Linked DNA regions of Homo sapiens: region 1 is linked to region 2. The links are chromatin contacts, found by Hi-C or POLR2A ChIA-PET in ENCODE. All regions are on one chromosome and are shown on one strand. Each heading gives the region's core, a stretch centred on a gene start or an enhancer-like site at or near the end of the contact. The rest is flanking DNA. Distances are from core to core; before and after follow the strand shown.

Region 1 (5,260 bases), core at 1,062-3,561, 120 kb after region 2:
CTGCAGGCATGGTCTCTCTCCTCCTGAAGCTGAGTCTAGTGGGGAAGACAAATATGGATCAAGTAATTAAAGCGGGAGGCTGTTTACCAAAAGGGAGTTCTTAGGAGGTCACAAGTCTAGGAAGAGGGTGGTCACGGAAGGCCTTTCTGAGGTGATGGCATTTAAATTAAAGGCAAGAGTGCATTTCTGTCACTCACTTCCTCACCCCCAGAGCCTAACACAGGGCTGGCACATGGTAGATACTCAGTTGTTTCATGAATGAATGAATGAATGGGCAATGAACAAATATCTCTACATTTCCTGATAGCCCTTGGTGACTTACAGGATTTGATGCTGGGTCTATTAATGTATCCATTTACAAAAAAAAAAAAAAAAAAAACTGGATGTCACGATTCCTCCTGAGGGCTATTTGTGTTATGGACGTGCTATGTGCTGTTCATTCAATTTTAGAGGTGTTTATGCTGGGTCACAGCTGGGGAAAACGATACCCCTGAGATCCCGCAGGGAGTCTTCTAGACTCGCCCCCTCCTGACACCCTCAGACTGCACCATGGAGAACTCTGTAAATTAATTCATCAAAGTGAGGAAGGCAGGCCCCTTGACAGGTGACTGGATTCAGATCTGAAAGCGGAGACAGGTTAATACTTCCTGTGCCCAGATGTCCTAACCACAGACCCAAGCTCACGGGAGGCAAGGGGAGAATAGCACCACGGACCTACCTTCTTTTTCTCATAAGAGGGTGAAGGGTTCTTGGAAATTCCCCTAAAGCATTCAAATGAGCAAATCCAGGGCTGTTTGCTGTCAGGTTTCTGGGCAGGATTATGGGCAGACTGACCAGCTGTTCCCTCCCCCAGGACTGCCTTAATTTCCAAGCCCTACTTCTCAGTCCCAGGGAAAGTTGGCCCAGCTATAAAATGCCCTGAAACTCTCCCAGAACTCAAAACATACCCACAGTACGGTGTCACTCTTGGGGAACCTGTCCGTAATGAACAGCAACAAGCATCTTCTTTCCCTTCCCTCTCCAACACGCACCTTTCCAAGAAGAGAAATGAGAGCTAGTGACATTGAGTATAGGCAAGGCCACCACATATAGTTTCACAGGCTGTTCACTGCAAAAGGCCAACATGCATAGAAGGCAGATGGGGGCTGAAATTCAGCCTGCACTCATCCTGCCAAGCTGTGCCCTGGCATGGCTGTATCCACAAAGAGGAAGGGGTGCCTTTTCTAACTTGTACATAGGTGCCATATGGGCTAGTAGTGACCCTGGGTGGAGAGCCCAAAGAGTGACATCTGGGGAGGAAAATAAGCCAATCATTCCCTTGCTACCACCTAAACATTCTAGCCAGGTGTTCCTCAAGTGATCAGATATGCTAATAAGGCAGACTTCTTAGAAGGTAATAGAATATGATGGATAAACCAGTAGGGCCGGTAAGGCTTTGTGTTTTATTTTTCTATGTCTTGAATTCACATGACAGTGAAAATCAAACTACTGAGATGTACTAGGGAAAGATCAAATGTCTTCTTTCTGTTAAACTGCTTTTAGGGAGAGTAAAGATTTGCAGTGAGTATAACCCCTCTGGGTTGGAAACACCAGGAGTCTGGAATGTAGCCCAAACACTGGGCTCTAGCTTTGCTTACCTTGAGCCTTTTGGTCAGGAAGGGGGCCTCTGAAAGACGAGGGGAAGTCGGCATTTTCTCAAGAGAACAACCTCCCCTGTGGAGGTCCAGGCATCTCACCAGAGAACACATCTCATACTCAGGATGATTAGCTCTTGGTTTCGTCTGAATGGTGGCATAATATGGATGTGTTGCTTAGAAAAGAATCTGATTTCAGCACATGTTTGATGGGTGTAGAACCAAGGGCTGTGGTCCCCTTTGCCGATCACTTTACATTGTGGGGATATTTGGAAAAGGCAACTCATACTTAGGGGCAAGGGCAGTCACCCCCTCTCAGAAATACGTCCCCAGCATGATATCCTTTGTTATCTGCCCATATGCCCAGTCTAAAGGGGGCTATGGTTCTGGGGAAGCTAAGAGGGAAGGTGGGCAGGGAGTGAGGCCTGCCAATCACAGCTCTCCTAGCACTTCCGGGCCCTCGATATGCCAGAGCATGAAGTGGGGTCAAGGGATGGAACTGAAATGCTTCCTGAGACTCTGGGATCCCCCTAACCGCAGTTCCCTACCCTCATAATTCCAAATCCTCTGTGGCTCTTGGACCAGGCAATTACCTGGGAACCACCTCTGGACTGGCCAGAGGGAAGCCCAAGCTTCTCCTAAGTTTCAGGAAGAGAAGCCTAGGTTCTCGGTGCTGTTGAAACTCAGCGCATGCGTGGGCAGTTCAGGAAAGTCAGACCAATGTCATATGACTCCTGCGCGATCCTCTCAGGAAACAGGGCCCCAGGCAATTTCGTTCCTAAGTGAGACTTCTTCCCTCATCATCCCTTTTGTTTTTTCTAAGCAAAAGTTACTTGGACCTTGCAGATAATTTCATATCCAGAGCCCTCCCATGCCTCGTGGGAGTACATAGGATAGGAGCCGGTGGTTCCGAAGCGCCTGCAGGTGCCACACATGGAGCTAAGGGGTCACTTTGCCAGGAGGATCTTATGAAATCCTCAGACAACCCTGAGATGAAGAACTGTTACTGTTCTTATTTTTACTGATAAGATGCTAAAGGTTCAGAGAGTTTAAGTAGCTTGCACGAGGTCACACAGCCAATAAGTGGTGGAGCTGGGACCTGGACTAGTCCCAGCCCTAGTGCCCACACTCATACCACCTTATAGCATGGGAATTCCAGGTCTTTCACAAAGTTGGAAGACTGGGATATAATGAGGAGGGAAGGCCATAGCTCCCCTACACCCATGGTCAGCCAAGCTCTGCCCATGTCGTGAGATGTGTATCGGAGCTACAACTCCTCCAGGCATTTTACCTGAGAGCAGGGACTCTGTCTCCCTTGAACTTTTCTGCATACGCTGTGCCTCAAGCCAGGCCTGATTCACAAAATAATGTTTATTGGCAGAATGAAGGACCGCCTCCCAAGCTGCCCTCATCCTGCTTTTCTCCTCCCTCTCTCCTAAGCTCTGAGTAGACACTGGGCTCGCCAGGCTTTCTATTTTTATTTATTTTTTATGAAACAGGGTCTCACTCTGTTGCCCAGGCTGTAGTGCAGTGGTGCAAACATAGCTCACTGCAGCCTCGACCTCCCAGACCCAAGCCATCCTCCCTCTTTGGCCTCCCGAGTAGCTGGGCCCACAGAAGGCAGGGTTCCTGCACAGGCACCAGGTTCTACTCAAGCTGACCTATGTTCCCACTTCTGACCCTAGCATGTTAAACATCCATGTCCCTAGATGGGCAGATGGGGGAGGTCTTGAACATGTGTCCTTCCTACAATGGGTTCTCAGCTGCTCCTGGTATCTCTATGAATGGGTTCTGAAGGTTTTCTCTCATCCACACAGTTTTAGCTCTTCTTTGGGTTTCCAGGGCTGCCCCGCAAGAAGCAAATCTAAGCAGGAGGTTAGCAACTGCGTTCTTGGCCCTGGTCTCCTTCCCCTGAGTGGCCACAGTGTGGGTGAGGTTCAGACTCCCCCATGGTGTGGCTGGCTCCTGGGTGGGCCCAAATAGCATGTTCATCAGTTATCAAATGTCAAAGATCAGAAGCCAAGCCATATAAACACCTCAAGATGCTGTTCCAGCAGTTATCCCCCGTATTTATCCACTGGAACAGCTTGACAAATCTGTCAGTGCTAAGGAGGGTAGGAATCAAATCATATAGGTCCCTATCTTCAAGGTGTCCACCATCGGGCTGAGGAGGCTTATATACATGGCACAGTTAGTGAGCAGTGCAAGGTTTGTGTGGTGCAGTGTGCCAGGCACAGCTCAGAAAGCAGGGATGGTGTTGGTGGGATGCAGGGGCAAAAAATCCTGATAAATAAAGCCTTTCAAAGTAGCTGAGCTATCAGGAGGTCCTCTCCTATCTTCCATACCCCATCTAGCATTTCATTCCTCTTGAACTACCTACTGCTACACAACAGACACTCTAAAACTTAGTGTCTCAAAACAATGCATTTTTATCTCTCACATCTCTGTTGACTGGGCTCAGCTCACTCAGGATGTCTTGCAGTTGGAACGGCTAGGGCTGAAATCATCTGAAGGTTCTACTGAGCTGGACATCCAAGGTCACCATCACTCACTCACATGGCTGGCAGTGATGCTGAATGTTGGCTGAGAGCTCAGCTGGGGCTCTTGACTGCAGCAACTATTTCTGGCCTCACTCTGTGGCTTGGACTTCTCACAGGATGGTGGCTGATTTCTAGAGCAAGTGTCCCATATTGAAGGTTCTAAGAGATCCAGGCAGATATTGCAAAGCTTCTTACAACCAAGCCTTGGAAGTTCCAGAATGTTGCTCCTAGCATATTCTGTTGGTCAAGCAAGTCACTATAGGTAGACCAGATTTAAGAGGTGAGAAGCAGCTCATGAATCTGAGGAGGGAAAGAACTAAAGGCTGCCATCTTGGAGACTGTCTATTACAGCTTCCTTTATATAAAGATAACATGCCTTTGTTGAACCGAGACAGAAAATGAACTCTCAACTGGGAAAGGAAAAAGAATCTGTCCCTGTGTCTAGAAGAAGGTACTTCTTCAAGTCCCACCCCAGCCTGTTTTCTTACCTCATACCCCAAGGTACATTCTTTGACTATGTCCTAGGCCCAGAATTCTGGAGTCAGAATGCGGAAGAGAGTGGAAAAAACCACTTACATCATCCTAACTAACCAGCCCACATTTAAGAATGAGATTGCTACGTGACTGTTGCCATGAAATTGTTTATCTGCCCTTGCTGCAGTGTGGCCTTTAAGGGACACAATCTGGTGCCAATGATGTCCCAGCAGCAGTTGCCATGGAGACCTGGAGGTCAAGGTTGGTAAGGGAGCTTCTTGCCAAGATGATGTCACATAAAAATCCCTTTGCTTTCTTGTGACCACCAGGTTATTCAGCTATGAAGGAAAAAGAAAGCCATAAATTCCTCAGATGTGTGTCCACAGTTGGAGCAGGGTGGGCTACTGCAGACTCCTAGCATACAAGTCACGAGACCTCCTTTGAGTCCTTGCACTCCCCCTGACTTGTCTGATGGGGGAGATCCATCTAACCTCACTGGACATGCTCCAGGAGCCGCGTTTGGAAGGCTGTGAAATCATCTGGTTGGGACTGCCTTTCTCACCCATCTGAATAATTCAAGCACAATAACTCACTTCTAAGCCTGCCGTTGGC
Region 2 (5,734 bases), core at 797-3,296:
CTGGGACCCCAGTCTCATTTCTTGTTCTTAATTTCTGTACAGTTATTCCTAATTTGTGAACTGCAGACCTGCAAGAGGCCAGGGCGTTTCAGCAAGGGGTCCATAACTCTTAGTGCCACACCAAACATGGGCAGCAGCTGAAATCCATAGTATGTAAAACTCAGGCGAATTTGAAAGGCCGTTAAATTCCTAGCAGCTCTTTGTCATTACGTGTTTTCTTGGGTACGAAGTTTGACAATTGTTACAAGAAGGGGCCTGCATTGTGATAACAGTTTTCAACCTGGGATCCAAGGAACCCCACGGAGATTCCCTGAAGTATAGATGGAGGGAGCACGAGGATGGAGCAGGAGCAGATGGGGACACCCCATGCCCGCACACACACAGCTAATTCATCCCTGTAACCAGAGAGACTGTTTTGATCAGTTTTGTACACTGGGCTTTCTAGTAAGATTTTATTTGAAGAAAGGACTCTGCCACAGAGGTGAGTGGGGTAGTTTGCAAGCAATGGCTGCAGACAAAGTACATGTATTTCTAGCCAGTCCCTTGCCACAGTTCAGTGGGGCACAGTGAGAAATCTGTCAGCTGCCCGCTCTGTCCAGATCCACACAGTAAGAACTCTGGGTTTGTTAGTGTCTTAGATGCATTAAGTCCCATCTGGCTCTTAGAAATAACAAATGAACTTGTAGATTAGCCAATCTTTTTTTTTTTTTTTTTTTTTTGAGACGGAGTCTCGCTCCGTTGCCCAGGCTGGAGGGCAGTGGCATGATCTCGGCTCACTGCAACCTCTACCTCTCTGGTTCAAGCAATTCCCCTGCCTCAGCCTCCCGAGTAGCTGGGATTACAGGCATGCACCACCATGCCTGGCCAACTTTTTTGTATTTTTAATAGAGATGGGGTTTCACCATGTTGGCCAGACTGGTCTCGAACTCCCAACCTCAGGAAATCCGCCCGCCTCGGCCTCCCAAAGTGTTGGGATTACAGGCGTGAGCGACCGCGCCCAGCCAGATTAGCCAATCTTATTGTCAGTGCAAAGACAGTATCCACTTTGCATATGTACTGCTGAGGGAATCATTAGAACATTCACTGCTGCTGAGGGTCAGGTGGGGAATTCTTTATATACCAGCTTTTCTTGTGGGCCAAAATCCCTAGAGGGATAGTGGCCACTTGGGGTCCATTTTTATCTCCTTCAGTTTCTACCCAAATGTGTCTTTGCTTATGTGGCTGGGGCCTGCCACTCAGGCTTTCAGGACACAGTGTGCCCCCAGGCAGCCTGGGCCTAGAACAGTTGTAGTAATAAGAGGTGACAAAGCAGGACCTTGAGACAGAACTTCCAGAAATTCTTTAGCTGAGCCTCCGTCCTCCCAGCCAGGTTTCAGACAGGATGACACATAAAGAAATCTCTGAACAATCCAGAGCAGTGCACATTAGCGAGTGAAGCTCAGGCAGGAAATGGGAAGGAATGCCTTTGTCTCTGCTTTCCACCCTGCCACCCATAGCTCATTCTCAAAAGCCACCTCCCCAACACTCAGGCTCGGGGTAAATGCTACAAAACGTGGTGGAAACCTCTCACGACCTCCTCTCTGTTGCATGAACGCCTGTTAGAGGCGAAGGAAAACAATGGCAAACAGACCCAGGCCTGTCACAGCTGTACTGGGGCCAGCTGGAATGTGGCTGTGCGTGCGCGTGCATGTGTGCGTGCACGCCGGTGCACACGTGGGAATATAAACATCCTTGGCTCCCCAGCTCCTGTGTGCTGGATCGTGCTGAGTGGGCGCAAAGTTCTGCATGTGTCCGAGGCAGGGAGGGGCAGCACCAGCACACCTAGGCGCTCTCATTTATACATTGAAAGGCGGGTGGGGGGGACAAAGGAGAAGGTTTGGGAATGGCTGGCTGTGTGCCCGTGTATGTATGGGCACATCTCATTGTTGATATGTCTTGGGGGAAATTGAGGGAAATTTTGTGCTTGGGTATGTGTGCACACATGGTAGGCGCCCACACTCAAGTGTGCAGAGGGGGAAGCTGAAAGAAAGTTTCGAGATTCTGTGAACATTCTCAGTTAGAAAAAAATCTGGCAACTCCCCATACCACAGGTGGGTACACATTCAATGCTTGTGAAGTTCATTTCCTGTACTAGTTACCAGCCCTTGTTTATACAGGACACAAGATGTGCTTGGTAGCAAAAGCTCTAGGTCTCCGGGGTGAGTTGAGGGAGAGTGTGTATGTGGAGGGGGTGGGGAGGGAGTGTGGGCATCACCGCACAGGTGCTCTTGAAGTACACATGAAATCAATTTTCAATATTAATCCATAATTCCACTCATATATGTTCAGAGGGGAGAGAAAGTAGAGCTCTAATTTTAGAATGACCCCCTCCTTCATTGCTCCAGTGCTGTTTTAGCACCCAATCTGCTCGGGCCAGTGGCAGCTCGGGTGTCCTCGTGTGTGTTTATGGGTTTGAAACGCATCTGGCTTGTTCTTCTTTGAGCTTTACTTTGTGAGCCCAGCCCCAGGAAGTGTTTATGAGCTTTTTCACTTTGCTTTATTCTGGCTCAGCTTTGTTTGGTAGCACAGAAGGGTAGAGTTTGACATAAATACTCTGTTCTTTGTGTGAGGGCTTCAGATTGCAGAGGGTCCTAGGACTGGCATTCCATAGGAAAGTTGAGGAGTTTGACCCAACCCCATGATCACACACCTGTAAGCGAACATTCTGCACACCTCAATATGAGAAGAAACTGCACTCTCTAAACAAACTCCTGGGCACGTGACCTCCTCAGAGTCTACTTGCCAGTTTGTTCATCCAGATGGTGACCAGCTCACAATAGACACTCAGTGACTGCTAATTAACCATGGAATATTCCATTCCACTGCATTACCAAAGTGCCAGCATCACTCCTCAGCATAGCTCAGGACCTTGTCCAATCAGCTGTCTTGAACACCCACTTTGATCCACGGTTCACGTTCATGTTATAGTCATGAGCCCCTGCTCCTCCGCCAGTCTAGACTCAAGGAAGCAGTGGCACAAATCTCCTGGCTGTTGGGTTCCATGGAGCAGAGAGCCTGAACCCACCCGGAAACCAAGTCTAGACAAAACAGAGCTTTGAGGTTTACACCCACAACCTTTGTACCGTCGGAAGCAGAGGGTGCCAGGGGATCCACTACACGCTCCCTGGGAAGCAGAAGCCAGAGGTGTCGTGCTATTTCTCCATCTGGCCAAGGGTTTAACCCTGCTGAAGACTATTTCTGAGGGGAGTCTCCATGATGAGGGGACCCAAAGATGCTGATGGGGTCATTTCCCAGGCTCTGTTCTGGTCCAGTGCAGGGCTCCAGTTGTTGATGGTGATGGAAGTTTGCTTTATACTTGGTCCCTGCTTGGTTGGAGTCCTCTGCCACCCTCTGGCAATTCACAACATCTAGTCACTTGGAGACCTCTGAACAATAGCAGGACTCTAAAGACTGGGACCCATGGCTCCTCAGTGAATTCTGAAACTGCTTTGAGGTGCTGCCTAAAGTTCAAGGAGAAGCTTACCAAGGAACGGGGACCTGGGGACAGCAATGGAAATAGAGACAGTGAGGTACAGGCCACTCGCTATCCTTTGTAGGAACTTTCAGCTCCTGTTAGCTAGAGACCGTTGCAGAGTCAACATTCTACGCAAGCCAGCGTGGCACCCTGCTTGTCTATGATTCTATTCAAGGCCCAGACATAACCAGCCTTCATGGGCTTCCAGACCACTGAGATTGCAGCCTGGGGTGACCTCCTACCCTGTCTGGAAGGGTCTCCACCCCAGGCCTGGTCCTGCAGGAAATGGTTCCCGTGGGGAGAACTCCTACTGCTCCAAGGCAGCAGCTTCCTTGGTGTCATCAGTTTACCTGCCAGTCTCATCTCTGAGAGGGTACCAGTTTCTTTGGCTTCCCCGCCTGTCCCCAGAATGATTCCAACACTTTTTTAGCCCCTGAAAGCCTTGGAAGGGTGCCCACTTGCATTTCTAGTGAATAGCATTTCCACTGGAGGCCCTTCACCCAGGGTTCCCTACAAAGGGGTTTGCTTTTAGGGAAGGGCAAGGTGACCCTGCTTTGTCCTCCTGAAGCACCACTTGTGGCTCTCCATCACTGTGCCTGCCATGCAATCATAATCCTCCCCTTTCTGTCTCTGCCCCGCTAGCCTAGAAGTGCCTGAAGGCAAGAGCTGTCTTAGAGGCACACTGGGAAAATAGGGGGCCCTGGGTCCTGATTGAGTGAGGGCCCAGCTAGGGCCAGAGGGCCTGGGCTCACCAGCCACTGGGCCTGGATAAAGGTGGTTTTCAAGGGGTGAGTGTAGTCTGGCCTGTCTGATTCTCATCCCCACTCTCTGATAGTGCTATGTTTTTCACCTTGAAAATGAAGACATACTACCCTGAGCCCTTCACTGGGTTGTCAAGTGGTCGTGTGGCACACGTAAGGGAGCATTGCCATGTTAAAGCTCCCCAGCTCCCTTCATTATGGCCATCCCATGGACAGAGGACCATGCTGTGACTCAGAGGCCCAGCTCTTCCTAGCTGTGCTGTTCCCTGAGTGAACTTCAGTGAGTTGCTTTATCTCAGTGACTCTGTTTCATCTGTGAAATGGGACTGTCGGGTTGTCAGGGCAAGTACTTGGAACCTTCACTGAGTGGTATGGTTGTGGGCATTCCTTCTTATTGTCATTGCTTAAATAAGCATGAAGATACTTTCCTGAAGAATGATGTTTGGAAGGAAGGAACCTAGACTTTGGTATGGGGTGGGAATGGAGTAAATCCTAAATCCATCCCTTGTTAACAGGCTTGTAAGTGGAATTCTTGCCTAGCGAGATCTAGGATAGTTCTCTAGCTCAGGAGTCAGCAAATGTTTACTGTAAAGGGGCAGATAGTGACTATTTTTGGCCTTGCAGGCCACAGGGTCTCTACCACAACTGCAAGGCAGCCATGGACAATACATAAACAAATGGACATGGCCTTGTTCCAGGAGGACTTTATTTACATCGGGCTGCAGGCCGGATTTGACCAGTCGGCCATGGTTTGCTTACCCCTGCTTTAGCTTATGGGGGGTGCCCCGCAAGCACTTGGGAAATTAATTTGTTGAAGATAGGTGAGTAGAGGCCTCTGATAGTCCAGATCCTCGGTTTTAGCTCTGTTTACACAGGACCAGGTTCTGTGTTCTTGCCACTGAGTCACAGCTGCAAGACCCTCACCTCCCCCTAGCCCCACTCCCCCAGCTTTGAGTGATCCCAGGCTCCTTCAAGCCCACTGCTGAGTGGGGAGCAGTTTCTGTGCCTTCCAGGATCTGTCTCCCCTACTGCCACTCCCCATCCAGGGCTTTTTCCCTCCATCCTGAGTTTGTGGGACACACAATTTGTAATCTCCTTAAAACTGAAGAAGTGAGGTCTCTGATTCATGCAGATTAAAATCAGCTGCAACCTATTAATGGCCCAGGGCCCAAGACAGATTTTAGGAAACAAAAACACTGGACCAAATTAGACTGAGCCGGCCTCTGTCTCCAGGGAAGGGAGGTAGAGTAGGAGGCTGGGGGCGGGGGAGTGGCCATGTGGTTTTCATTACTTTGGATTCTCTTCCTGAAGCGAAGTCACCCAACACAAAGTGTATGGAGCGCCAAGGCAGCGGCCAGCCTCTGGAGCCCGGCTCTCCCTGGTAGAAGCCCTGGGTCCTGTTGGGGGGCTCTGGCTGGTTGTGTGTCTGTAATTAACAGGTTTCAAAGTGGTTATTTTG

What was found. A loop is a pair of places that touch in the nucleus more often than their neighbours do. ChIA-PET counts read pairs that join two places held with the same protein, here RNA polymerase II (POLR2A). Pooled maps may share reads with other maps.
Region 1: a loop to region 2 is called in a map of CD4-positive, alpha-beta memory T cell, with 3 times the contacts of the local background. The contact joins two enhancer-like sites. A Hi-C loop is called at or near these places in 2 of 168 maps with a recorded cell type or tissue (CD4-positive, alpha-beta memory T cell and naive thymus-derived CD4-positive, alpha-beta T cell) and 4 of 50 pooled maps. POLR2A ChIA-PET finds 5 or more read pairs at or near these places in 6 of 52 experiments (CD4-positive, alpha-beta T cell, CD4-positive, alpha-beta memory T cell, WTC11 and 3 more).

Annotation. Positions count from the first base shown.
Region 1 is chr14:68,622,365-68,627,624 of GRCh38, forward strand. LOC100996664 (a long non-coding RNA gene) reads right to left here. Exons shown (of 2, transcript NR_135816.1): 2 at 3,163-4,986. It also overlaps a transcript of RAD51B not described here. Among named protein-coding and RNA genes, the nearest start is that of RAD51B-AS1, 60 kb to the right of the region's middle. Within about 2 kb of position 2,312, at least 3 of the 41 ENCODE cell types and tissues checked have a DNase peak (open chromatin) inside an H3K27ac peak, as active enhancers do.
Region 2 is chr14:68,504,850-68,510,583 of GRCh38, forward strand. It overlaps a transcript of RAD51B not described here. Among named protein-coding and RNA genes, the nearest start is that of RAD51B-AS1, 180 kb to the right of the region's middle. RefSeq lists enhancers at 549-1,112, 1,081-1,140, 1,113-1,676, 1,677-2,240, 4,838-5,734. Within about 2 kb of position 2,047, at least 20 of the 41 ENCODE cell types and tissues checked have a DNase peak (open chromatin) inside an H3K27ac peak, as active enhancers do.